Linked DNA regions of Homo sapiens: regions 1 and 3 are each linked to region 2. A link is an interaction called in ENCODE POLR2A ChIA-PET data of the cell type or tissue named here. Cell type or tissue: A673. All regions are shown on one strand.

The links. Peaks named below come from ENCODE experiments on the same cell type or tissue, not always from the same donor. Only the 100,000 strongest peaks of a DNase experiment are listed, where the experiment ranks them.
Region 1: POLR2A ChIA-PET joins it to region 2 with 5 read pairs; 2 of 35 experiments call an interaction of 5 or more read pairs at or near these places.
Region 3: POLR2A ChIA-PET joins it to region 2 with 5 read pairs; 1 of 35 experiments calls an interaction of 5 or more read pairs at or near these places.

Annotation. Positions count from the first base shown.
Region 1 is chr7:69,858,631-69,862,630 of GRCh38, forward strand. The region is part of intron 1 of AUTS2 (activator of transcription and developmental regulator AUTS2); the gene reads left to right. Among named protein-coding and RNA genes, the nearest start is that of AUTS2, 260 kb to the left of the region's middle. RefSeq lists an enhancer at 2,252-4,000. In A673, no CTCF peak of the experiment used is centred here; no DNase peak of the experiment used is centred here.
Region 2 is chr7:69,786,574-69,790,573 of GRCh38, forward strand. All of the region lies in intron 1 of AUTS2 (activator of transcription and developmental regulator AUTS2), which reads left to right. Among named protein-coding and RNA genes, the nearest start is that of AUTS2, 190 kb to the left of the region's middle. In A673, no CTCF peak of the experiment used is centred here; DNase peaks (open chromatin) are centred at 1,598 and 2,378; H3K27ac peaks cover 1,838 bases.
Region 3 is chr7:69,562,834-69,566,833 of GRCh38, forward strand. The region is part of intron 4 of LOC105375346 (a long non-coding RNA gene); the gene reads left to right. Among named protein-coding and RNA genes, the nearest start is that of CT66, 33 kb to the right of the region's middle. In A673, no CTCF peak of the experiment used is centred here; a DNase peak (open chromatin) is centred at 2,178.

The DNA.
Region 1 (4,000 bases), 72 kb after region 2:
CTGTCCCATGTGATGCTTTGATTGGCTGCTAACAGAAGGGAAGGTGGTCAGAAGGCAAGGAAGCCTTGGCAAAGAGGAAGAGGAGTGAAAGTACTAAAGAATAGGAACAACTGGGGGTCAGCCCTGGAATAAAAAAGACTTCACAGGGCAGTTACTAGGCTTGCCTCACTCTTTGGAATCATGAGAGGTTTGCTAGGTATGTACTGTAAGGCCCGTGTGGCCAGAGACTGAGTCTTGGATTTACTCTTTTTGCCCTGACATTGCCTTGTGTAGCACTGGATATCATGTAGGTACTAATTATTTCTTCTTTACTTAACTTCCTGGAAACCGCTGCAATTGTCAAGTGAATAGAAGTGAATAGGACTGTTATATTAAACATTATAGAGAAGGGTCCATGCTCACAGCATCTTCATCATTCCAAATATTGTGCTTGTTGAAGCAGAGAACCTTGTCAGGACAGTCATTGTACCAACATTTACGAAATGAAAGCAAGAGCTATTAACCACTGTATAAGATTTGAGGATATTGTGCTTTCAAAGGAAGCAAAGAGGGTTTAAAATTACTCCAGTGGGATATCTCTTTAGCCTCACTTAAGGATTGTTTAAAAGGAAATAGAAATAAAGATTGTTTCAAAAGAAAAAGAAATAAAGTTAGAGGTGAATAGATGGTATATGTAAGAGCTTTATGTTTTGGTCATACTAAGTTTATTGTTAAGTTACAACAAAAAAATTGTTAACTATCATGTCTCCAGTTTTGCAGGATAATTTTCTTTTAATGTATTCCAAAAACTGACCTCAGAATTTGATGAAGTGTTAGACAAGATGACAAACAGAGAGACTGTTAGTAACGGGCAGAAGTCATTAGTCTCAGACTCATATTCATTTGTTTGTGGTTATTGATTCTAGTCACTCCTATTCTTATCTCCATCCAAAAATAGGCATTAAACCCTAATCTCTTGTGGATGTTTGCTTTGTAGATTTAGGAGAATAAGAACATGTGACCATACCTGGTTAGCCATCTCAAGATTTGTTATGAGCTAGTTGACTTCAAGAGCCAGTGAGCTGGGTTGTGCAGGATACTTGTTACTGGATAATTCTACTTCAGATAGATGCTCTAGTTGCTCTGCTAAAATCCTCTGTTCTGTCAAGCCTGTCAGAGCCAGAGTGAAAAAACAAAACAAACAAAAACAACAACAACAAAACCCTAGTAGAGTACCTGAACTCTAAATTACAGAGTTTAAGGACTGAAAATGACCTTGAGGATCCAGAGTAGGACTCTCAAACTCACATGTTCCTGGGGTAGACAGGTAGCAGAGTGAATGAATTGGACAACTATAAGCAATGGGGGAGACTGAAGAGACATTCAAATTTAGAAAATTTTAAGGACATTATACCTGCCTGACAAAGAGGTGTTTTTTTTTGTTGTTGTTGTTTTTTGTTTTATTTTCTGTCTCTGATGCTTGAATCAGGAGGACAAAGAGCTCTGATGCTGATTCAGCTGCAATTTTGAGGACCCTTGACCCTAACTATCAGGTTATCTATTTCTGGTTTAAGGATGATGACCTGAGTTACAGGTAGGAAAAGGCATTTAACCAAGGAGAGACAGCTAGTGAGGGCTGGAGCCTGGGGCTCTGAGGTGTAGTCTGAGGTTCTTTCTCTACACCATGGTGATATCTGAAGGGGAAGGCAGGAACACCTGGATTTCAATCAGGGATTTAAAAAAAACTTTCTATTTTTTTAGAGAGGTATAATTAACATACAATCAAATGTACTCATCTTAAGGGATAACTTGATATATTCTTATGTGTGTGTCCTTTCATGTCACCACCACCCAGATCATCCCAAGATTCTCCTTGTGCTCTTTTCCAACATCCCCCACACCCCTGCACCGGAATCACAATTTACCAGGGAACCATGGCACTTTTCCTTCCACTTGCAGAGCTGGTCCGTCTGTCACTGGCCCAGTTCCTCCCCTCACCTCCCTCTCCTCAGATTCAATTGTAAAGAGCTATAGCAAACACAAGGGCACATGTTGCTTAATTTTTTTTTCCCACATAACCCAACAGAATCTTGGGTTTCTTTAAAGTAAGCTCTCTAATTATGCCAATGCCATTGACTCACCAAGTAGGATGCCAGGTCCCACAGGGTGTGTCCTTCACAGGGTTCTGAGGGTACTGCTTCTTGCAATGTCAACTGCTTTATACAAAAGCATATTTAAGGTCACATGATATTTGCCAAGTTATTAATTATTCGGAGGCTACTTTTCCTCTGAAAGAACTTCAGATGTCCGATGTCATGATTTTATTAAATCAAAGACCCATATTTCATTGTAATGGACATGGCACTCAAAACCTGGGAATCGACTCATTGAAAATGTAGCCAACACAACACTGAAAACAAAGCCCACCTCACAGGCAATGCAGCTTCCTTAAAAAAAATAGCTGATTCCCAGGCTGAAGCTGTTAAGCAGATTTTTATGCAGGGCTTCAAGTTACTAAAAAAGCAGGATTCAATATGCCTTTCTCTTTGATTTGTAGGAGGGGGTGGGAAGTAATGCTGCTGCTCTCCCCTTACCCCCTTCAGAAGGGCTTTTACCATATTCTGAAAGCAATGCTTGAAGGACCCATAAATGGATTTTGGCTGTCTCCTAGTGCAGGGATTAACATAGAATTATAGAAGTGTGCTGCATGGTGGTTGGGAAAATAGGGAGGATGCCATTCTCTTTTTGGAGGGACATGGTGCTCCCGTCTCTTGCCTGTGGATGTTCCCTATAAAGCAGCCTGTCACTGTGAAAAATGCACACACTGTACCATCTCACAGTTATAAAGGTTAAGTAAGCATCTTGAGCAGTGCCCCACTGCTTTTGTACTTTCCATAATGTCAGCCGATAAAGGATTATTGAAAAAGGCTTGCAAGGAGATAAAAGGCTTGCAGGTTGAGGTTAAACAATTGAAATTTTCTGTTCCCAGTGTAGTAAATTACCAATGGCAGATTTAACGTTTGTTAATTATTAGAGCAAAGTACTAAGGATTGTTTTCTTTTGCCTAATTAATTACCTCATCTGGAGTGGAATGTTAATTCAGATAAATGATTATTTCTTAATACCTCTGAAGCTTTCCTTGGAATCTCCTAGAATTGCCAGTCCTGAAGTGTGGTTTCCTCACATTCTGGGGAAGATAGGGGATAGGTGACCAACGTGACTACTCTCTTGGCCTTTTTCCCGTCTCAGAAGATGGCAGGATAACTTGTTTAGACTTTTGGTGATGGAGTTGGTTTGCTGTTCTAGTTAGTAGAACATGAGTGTGCTTCCTGGAATCCTGTGCCTCATAACCAAGTTTTTGAGTTAGTCTCTCGTGTGGTTTTGAATTTAACATTGAACATTCTTTTTACCTTTGGTAATTCTCAATTTGGGGCACCTGCCGTGAACATTAAAGATGGTATCCTTTGGAAAGGACACTCTAGTTTCTTAACTTGCTTTTTACCTTTAAGTTATTTTACCTCCTGATGTCTGTTCAGAATGCTAGAGGCAGGTTTTTATTCTTTCTTGGATCTAAACTATATCACCTCTAATAGTTGTGAATAGATAATATTCAAAAAAGGTAAAATCATGACTCATGCAGATATAAAATATCCACATGTCAAAAATTTTACTTATTTTAAATGAGGGAACCAGATAGATGTTACAACAGGTACCAAGGAGAAATGAAAGAACCACAAATTTATATGGAATAAAGGAAATGAAAACGAACCCACAAATGAACACAAAACTTTTGGGGGAGGGTTGTTCCTCTAGGGGACAGAATGTATTTGCATAGCTATAGACACTTTTCAGAGTTGTAAAATCGCCCAGTCAGACACAAAGGTAAGTGTCCCTGTAGGATGAGACCATTTTCTGAAAGGAGGGCCATTAATCTCTTTTGCTTTTTTTTAGGGTCAGAAACTTCCCCTTAGACAGTTGTGTATGAGGTTTTAATCCAGTTACTTAGGATGACATTGTATCT
Region 2 (4,000 bases):
TCTTTGGGTCCGTGCCACCTTTAAGAGCTGTAACACTCACCACGAAGGTCTGTGGCTTCATTCTTGAAGTCAGCGAGATCAAGAACCCACCAGAAGGAACTAACTCTGAACACAAGGTGATCCACCCGCCTCGGCCTCCCAAAGTGCTGGGATTACAGGCCTGAGCCACCGTGCCTGACCTGTCACAATGATTTTTTAAACTGCATATCTTAATCCATTAGTGGGTGACAGTCAGAATTTTATTTTATTCAGTTTAAAAAATAGAATCAAATAGATGACATCAGAGTATACTACACTTAGTGTGTGTATTGTTTCAAAAAAACTTGTTTTAAGTGTATGTGCATGCAGGCAGACATCAGAAATTTTTATGTGTCATGCTCTAAAAAGTTTGAAAACAAGCCTATCAGTTGAGGTTTGGTATCATTTATAGGCAAGTAAACTGAAACTCTGAGGTTAAGGACGTTGCCTACTATCAGAACTAAAATTTGAACTCAGCTCTTTCTGGCTTTCAGCATTTGATCCAATTATGTTTCTCACAGAGCTTTCCCTCTCTAATGGTTTTCCAAGACTCTTGAGATCACAGAGACACTGATTTGCTCCTGACGTTGTTCTAAAATCAGAGGAGGAACATGCACTCTGATGACCAGACCCAAGTTTGACTGGTTTCTCAAAACATCTTTACATAACATAGTCTATTTCAGGAGAAGGGAAAAGAAAGATGACTCTAGAACTTGTCTTTATTAAGAAACAAGGAAAATCTAGACACTCTTTTTCTGTCATAGAAAGATAGCCTAGTTTTACCAGAGAGGAGAAATTCTAACCAGAAGTAGTATCAGGATCTTTCTCTCTAAAGCACTTAAAGTCTTTTGTTGGCGAGACGAGTAGAGCAAGAGGAATCTGCCACCTTGTGTAAAACATTTTGGTTTTACTAGTCAGGCATATTTTTGAATAACCTTCACTAGCATTTATTATAGTAGTTATTTTATTTTATTTTGACACAGAGTCTCACTCTGTTGCCTAGGCTGGAGTGCAGTGGCATGATCTCTGCTCACTGCAACCTCCACCTCCTGGGTTCAAGTGATTCTCCTGCCTCAGCTGTAATCCCAAGAAGCTGGGATTACAGGCGTGCCACCATACCCAGCTAATTTTTGAAGCCTCTATTTTAGTTTCCCCCAACTTTACTAGAGATGGGGTTTCACCATGTTGGCCAGGGCTGGTCTCGAACTCCTGACTTCAGGTGATCCGCCCACCTTGGCCTCCCAAAGTGCTGGGCTTACAGGCGTTGAGCCACTGCGCCTAGCTGTTACAACATTTTGGCACCAGTTTTACCTACTTCCCCAGCCTCCTAGGAATGAAGTGGAACTTTTATTAAGGACAGATTTTTCAGAGGGGCATTATTCTCACTGGCATTCCTTCCCTCTTGCCTGGAATCACCCTTGAATGAATTCCTGATTGGTTCAGCTAGACTTTTTCTTTTACAGAAGAAATTGCTCTTGGTGAAGATGCCAGAAAAATATCGTAAAAACCTGCTCTCTTATCCTCTTCTCTGTACTACTTTGTTACCCCACCCCACCCCACCTCAAGCCCCCAGTAAAAAATGACCTTTTGGCCCAGGGCCCTATCTGAGTATATTGTGTGGCAGAGTTGTCTCTGGCTGACTCCCAGGATTGTTAATGACTTCCTTCTCTGTCCCTAAATAATTGCTTGAAAAGACAGCTGTGGAGAGACATTGCCCCCAGCTTGCAGGCTCATTAATTCAGCCCTATGAAAGAGGGTGCAAAGGAAGAAGGTGGAAGTTACTTTGCCAAGAGTAGCAGGCTTGGGGGAAACTAAAATAGAGGCTTCAGGGGAAGGGCAGCAGCATGGTGTCAGAGATTACACTTGGAGTTTGTGAAGTCTGGGCAGGCTTCAATCTAAAGAAACTTTATGCACAAAAGCCCAAATCCAGGGAAATAAATGAAAGTGATTATTCACTTTTCTAAAGTCCTTACAGTAGCGTTCCTCTGGTATTGTTTGAATACAGTTTAACCTGAAGGGCACTTGGTTTTTGTGCAGCTCTTCAAGAACAGAAGCATCTAAGTAAGTAGAAAGTCTGAGAAATTAACAGAGAAGATTCCCTAAAAGTCAGCCTTCATTACTTGACCATTATTCATAATTCTGCATTTGTCTATTCCTCCAGTGGCCTTGAAGCAAAATTAAAAAAAAAAAAAGACACTTCTATGCCCCTTAAAAAAAGAATAATCAAAACTTGCATAGACAGAATAAGAATCAAATACACTGGGGAACAAATACTCTGATTAGCTGTCCGGTTCAGCTCTGACGCGTCTAGCACTCTGAGTTATAAGGGAAACGATAGGACACTTGGTTTTTGTTTTCCAACAACAGGAAACATATCAGGTTTCTAAGAAGATGTAAAGTCTTTCTTAAAACCCAATTATAGAAGGAATTTATGCAAGTCTTTAGGCAAGGAGTATTAAAGAAATTAATGTTTAATGCCATCAACAAGTTTTCAAGCAGATGCAGAACTCCTAGTGTGGGTGACTTTTTGGTGTTTACCTTATATCAAGAATGCAGCATTTAAGGCCACTTTGACAGAGTGCAGCTAAGCTTTTTGGGTTTGCTTGTGTGGACAATTTCCATTCAGCAATGGCTCTCAAACTTCAATGCACATCAGAATTACGTGGGGGCACTTAAAAAAAATGTATGCCCAGGCTGCATCCAGACCAATTCAGTCAGAATCTCTGATGGTGAGCCCCAAGTATCAATATTTTGTAAAACTGATTCCAAAGGTTAGCTAAGTGTGAATCAGTGCGTTAGATGATCTTTAACGTTAATTATCTTAGCTGGATTTCTCAAAGGGGTAGTCCTAGAATGCTGATATTCCCTGTTATTAATTTAAGTAAGTCCCTGTTGTTTCTGTTAACATTCTCTTAGAACTCTGAGACTTGTATTTCTGCTGGGACCCAGGGCTACTGCACCTTTCTTGGCCTATAGGAGTGTTGTCAGAACCAAAGTACTTGTTAAGCAGCAGCTTAGGATCAACATTAGCAGACCTCATTGTGGCTGTTGGAGAATATAGAACATCAGATGAAGTAGGGGCTTGACGTTTCCACAGCCCTAAATCACATATTTCAGAGTACGTTAAGATTCCTTTTGGAACTCAGATCTTTTTCTGGCCATGGATAGACTGTTGTCTTGGGGGGATGCCAGTTGTCTCTCCAGTGAGAAAAGGAGATGTTTATGTATTCTCTAGTTCCCTTCTGGAAGTTAAAAATACCTGTCATTGTTAGATTTGGTTTCTGAACTCTCTGCCCCTAACAAAGCTGAAATGATGACAGTGAGTGAAGTATTTGCTTAAATAAATATCTTTTTTTTCAACTTTGAAGAACTAAATATATCTCAACGTGTTGAAACATCAGAGAATTGGCTGGGCCCAGTGGATCACACCTGTAATCCCAGCACTTTGGGAGTCTGAGCTGGGAAGATTGCTTGAGCTCAGGAGTTTAAGACTAGCCTGGGCAAAATAGTGAGACCTCGTCTCTACTAAAAATAAAAAATAAAAAAAAAAATGGCTGAATGTGGTGGCACGTGCCTGTAGTTTCAGCTATTTGGGAGGCTGAGGTGGGAGGATCACTTGAGCCCTGGAGGTCAATGCTGCAGTCAGCTTTGATTGTACCACTGCACTCCAGCCTAGGTGACAGAGTCAGACTCTGTCTCAAAAAAGAAACATCAGAGAATCATTGATTTTATGTAATCTAGATTTTATCCCATTCCAAATTGTGCTTCTGTGAATACACATTATGGAGGATAACGGAAAGGGTGTTTAGGGAAGGGGATGACAATGGGAGGAGAGGGAGAAAAGGGTGGTGGGAGAGGTAATATAAATGATAATTACCATGACTTGAATCTTGGTAAAATCGTATAATAGGAACCATGTGGTACTGGTGTTCTGATTAAAAACCACTTCCTGGCTTTGTGACCTTGAGTAAGCTATAACTCT
Region 3 (4,000 bases), 220 kb before region 2:
CTGGTCTCGAACTCCTGACCTCAGGTGATCCACACGCCTTGGCCTCCCAAAGTGCTGGGATTACAGGCATGAGCCACCACACTCAGCCAAAACAAAAGTTTCTTTCATGTGAAAGAAATTGACTTAAGGGGACTACAAGGGAGAAGAGAAGAACAGAGGCATCATCTAACATTGTTTTTTCAGGGTTAAAGAGCACCAGTGCCCATGCTGTTAGCTTGTCTCATTGGAATCATGGCTAGGACTGATTTTATAACATGCTCACGCAATCTGGTTCATAGGAACTCACAAGCTGTCCCCCAGAAACCCAATGCTGATGGAGAAGGCAGGAGAACCACTTCCATTATTGCAGGCAGGAGTCATAAATTCCAGTCCCTGCTCAGTCACCAACTTGCTGTGGAAGACCTTGTGAAAGTCATTTAATTCCCCTAGACCTTAACCGTTGCCTCTCTAAGATGAGGCTATTGAGCTTTAAGAAGAGAGATCATATAATTTATCAGAAAAACCAAGACATTTTCGCCAGAACACATGTTAAACTGGACAGGTGACTGCATGGCAAACCAGGACTGCTGGGCGTGCCATCTCAAAAATCCCTGTGGACTGGGCATGGCGGCCCGCGCCTGTAATCCCAGCACTTTGGGAGGCTGAGGCTGGCAGATCATTTGAGGTCAGGAGTCCGAGACCAGCCTGGCCAACATGGTGAAACCCCCGTCTCTACTAAAAATACAAAAAAAATAAAATAAAATTAACTGGGTGTGGTGGCTAAGTCAGGAGGCTGAGTCAGGAGAATCACTTGAGCCCGGGAGGCGGAAGTTGCCATGAGCCAAGATCGTGCCACTGCACTCCAGCCTGGGTGAAAGAATGAGACTCCTTCCAAAAAAAAAAAAAAACAGAAAAACAAAAAAAAAAAGTCCCTGTGAACACTGGAGTCTGATTCAAAAGGCCCTTCCCCCAAGAGTAACCCCAAAACTTTCAATAACACAGGCAAAATTAAGAAGAACCCAAACACAGTAATGTAACAAAAATTGCTACTTTGGACAAGATATTTTAAATACAGTTTCACTGTTGTAAAAGTGAGAGGCAGAAGGAACTTCATATCAGAAATTAAGATAGCTTATTTAGGAAGGGGTATTGAATTATTTTCTAGAACCTATTGAGGTTTAAAATACATATATAGGCCAGGCGCGATGGCTTACACCTGTAATCACAGCACTTTGGGAGGCCAAGGCAGGAGGATCACTTGAGGCCAGGAGTTTGACACCAGCCTGGCCAGCATGGTGAAACCCTGTTTCCACTAAAAACACAAAAACTAGCCGGGCATGCTGACCCATGCCTGTAGTCCCAGCTACTCAGAAGGCTGAGGTGGGAGAATCACTTGACCCTGGGAGACGAAGGCTGCAGTGAGCCGAGATTGTGCCACTGCATTCCAGCCTGTGCGACAGAGTGATACCCTGCCTCAAAAAAAAAAAAAAGAAAAGAAAAGAAAGTCTGAGAATGCTCTGTATGGCTCAACAAAGGGAAGAAACTTCTAAGGACCAGAAGTTTTTAGCAATGAAACAGACCTCTCTGCAAGAAGAGGGTTCCCCATCACCAGAAGTATTTCGGCAGGTTCTGGGTGGTCATCTCCTAGGGTCATAGTGGAAACAACTTTTCACTGGAAGAGAGGCTACATGAGGTAGTCTCTAAGATACTGTCCACTTCTAAGACTTGTGACTTCTATGATTCTAGGGCTCTGGATTCTAGGGTTCTGACTGAATCAGTAGTTAAATATCATCTAACACAGTCCCTTAGAGCAGGGCACTTCATGCATTAACATCTCACAGAAAGCCACCACCACCCAAACTGTCATATGTGTGCTGATGTTAAACTGCTTGCCTGCTGCTTGGCCCAGAATGAAACTGAGTTTCATTTTGACTAAAACATTTTTAATGCATTTGGGAGAAACAAAAAAGTTCTAATAACACACCTCAGGTCTATGAAAAGAATATTGCTCCACAGCCAGTTCACGGCAAAAGAGGAGCACATCGGCCCGTATAATAAAATTCTATCTCAGTCATTTAATATTTAGTGGAAGGCTAGTGGAAGTAAAATCAGACCTGGATTCAGTTCAACACATGGGGCAGTAATGCAAAGTGGGCCAATGATGAGCCTTTGCATTCATTTGTGTTGGCAGATGTCCAAGGCTGCTTCACATCTGTACTGTGAAGCCTCTGTTGGCAGGCAGTGTGGAAGAAAACATGCAATGTTTTTCCCCACGTTGTGGTGCCCTTTCTGGGGCAAAAGAGCAGGGCTGTTGCTGACTGATTGAGTGTTGCTTGCAGCAAACTCTACAGCTCAAGGAAAAATCCGTCACCCTTCTGGAACTTTAGAGCTATGCTTCACAGCGAAACTAAACCTGAGAGCTATACAGAAGGGTGAAAGGGTGAGCTAAATTGAAAGGGCTGAGCAGTGTTGGAGGGCATTAGATTTACAAGGATGCCTCTTAACTCAAAGAGTATTCTCTTTTCCTTTATAGGGCTGGAAATTCGTAATTTATGCTGTTTTAAAGCAAGGACTGATAGGAATGTCAATTTTCTTCCTCTTTGATCATAAAAAATATATATCTTTATTTATTTATTTATTTTTAGAGACAAGATCTCACTCTGTCACCCAGGCTGGAGTGCAATGGCGCGATCACGGCTCACCACACCCTCGACCACCCAGACTCAGGTGATCTTCCCACCTCAGCCTCCGGAGTAGCTGGGACTACAAGCCTGTGCCACTCCACACAGCTAAATTTTTTTTGTGTGTTTTTTTATATTTTGTAGAGATGGGGTCTCGCTGTGTTGCCCAGGCTGGCCTCTAATTCCTGGGCTCAAGCCATCCTTCTGCTTGGGCCTCCCGAAGTGCTAGGATTACAAGCATGAGCCACCACATCCAGCCAAATATATCTTTTATTTATTTATTTATTTTTAAGAGGCAGGGTCTTGCTCTGCCACCCAGGCTGGAGTGCAGTGGCGCGATAATGGCTCACTGCAGCCTCGAATGAATTCCTGGGCTCATGTGATCCATCCACCTCAGATTCCTAAGAAGCTGGGACCACAGATGCCCACCACCATGCCTGGCTGATTTTTAAATTTAAATTTAAATTTTTTCTAGAGATGGAATCTTGCTATGTTGCCCAGACTGGTCTCTAACTCCTGGTCTCCAGTGATCCTCCCACCTCCGCCTCCCAAAGTGCTGGGATTCCAGGTGTGAACCACTGTGCATGGCCTCAATTGTTCTTTTTGAGTCTCATCTCTGAAACTGGCTAAATAAGTCACCTACAATGTGAAAAACTACACGAATAAAAGACATGTAACACATTAGCTCTACAAGAATGAAATGCACTATACAGATTCAAGGACAAGTATTCTGATTTATAGGCTTTTGTAGGACTCAGTTAGCAAGATATAAAAGTAGCCATTATCAGCTGAGTGCGGTGGCCCATGCCTCTAATCCTAGCACTTTGGGAGACTTAGGTGGAAGGATCACTTGAGACCAGAAGTTAGAGACCAGCCTGGGCAACATAGCAATACCCCTGTCTCTACAAAAACTAAAAAATTAGCCAGTCATGGTGATGTGCACCTATAGTCCCAGCTACTCTGGAGGCCAAGGCAGGAGGATCCCTTGAGTCTGGAAGGTCAAGGCTGCAGGGAGCTGTAATCATGCCACTGCACTCCAGCCTGAGTGACAGTGAGACTCTATCTCAAAAAAAAAAAAAAAAAGGCAGTCGTTATCAAAGGCATTTCCTCACCACGGCTGGGTTCTTTATAAATATCAGGTGATGGGACCATCGCCTGAAGCATCTTGGCCAAAATATTTGAGAGTTAGGGTCCAAAGACCTAAATAAGAAACTGACCATCAGTGTGGCTCAGGTAAACATTCCACTTTCTAATCATTATCTAAAAAATAGAGACAATAAAATCTGCTTACCATGGTTACTATGGTGATTAAATTTTCTAATTAATTATTTGAAAAATGT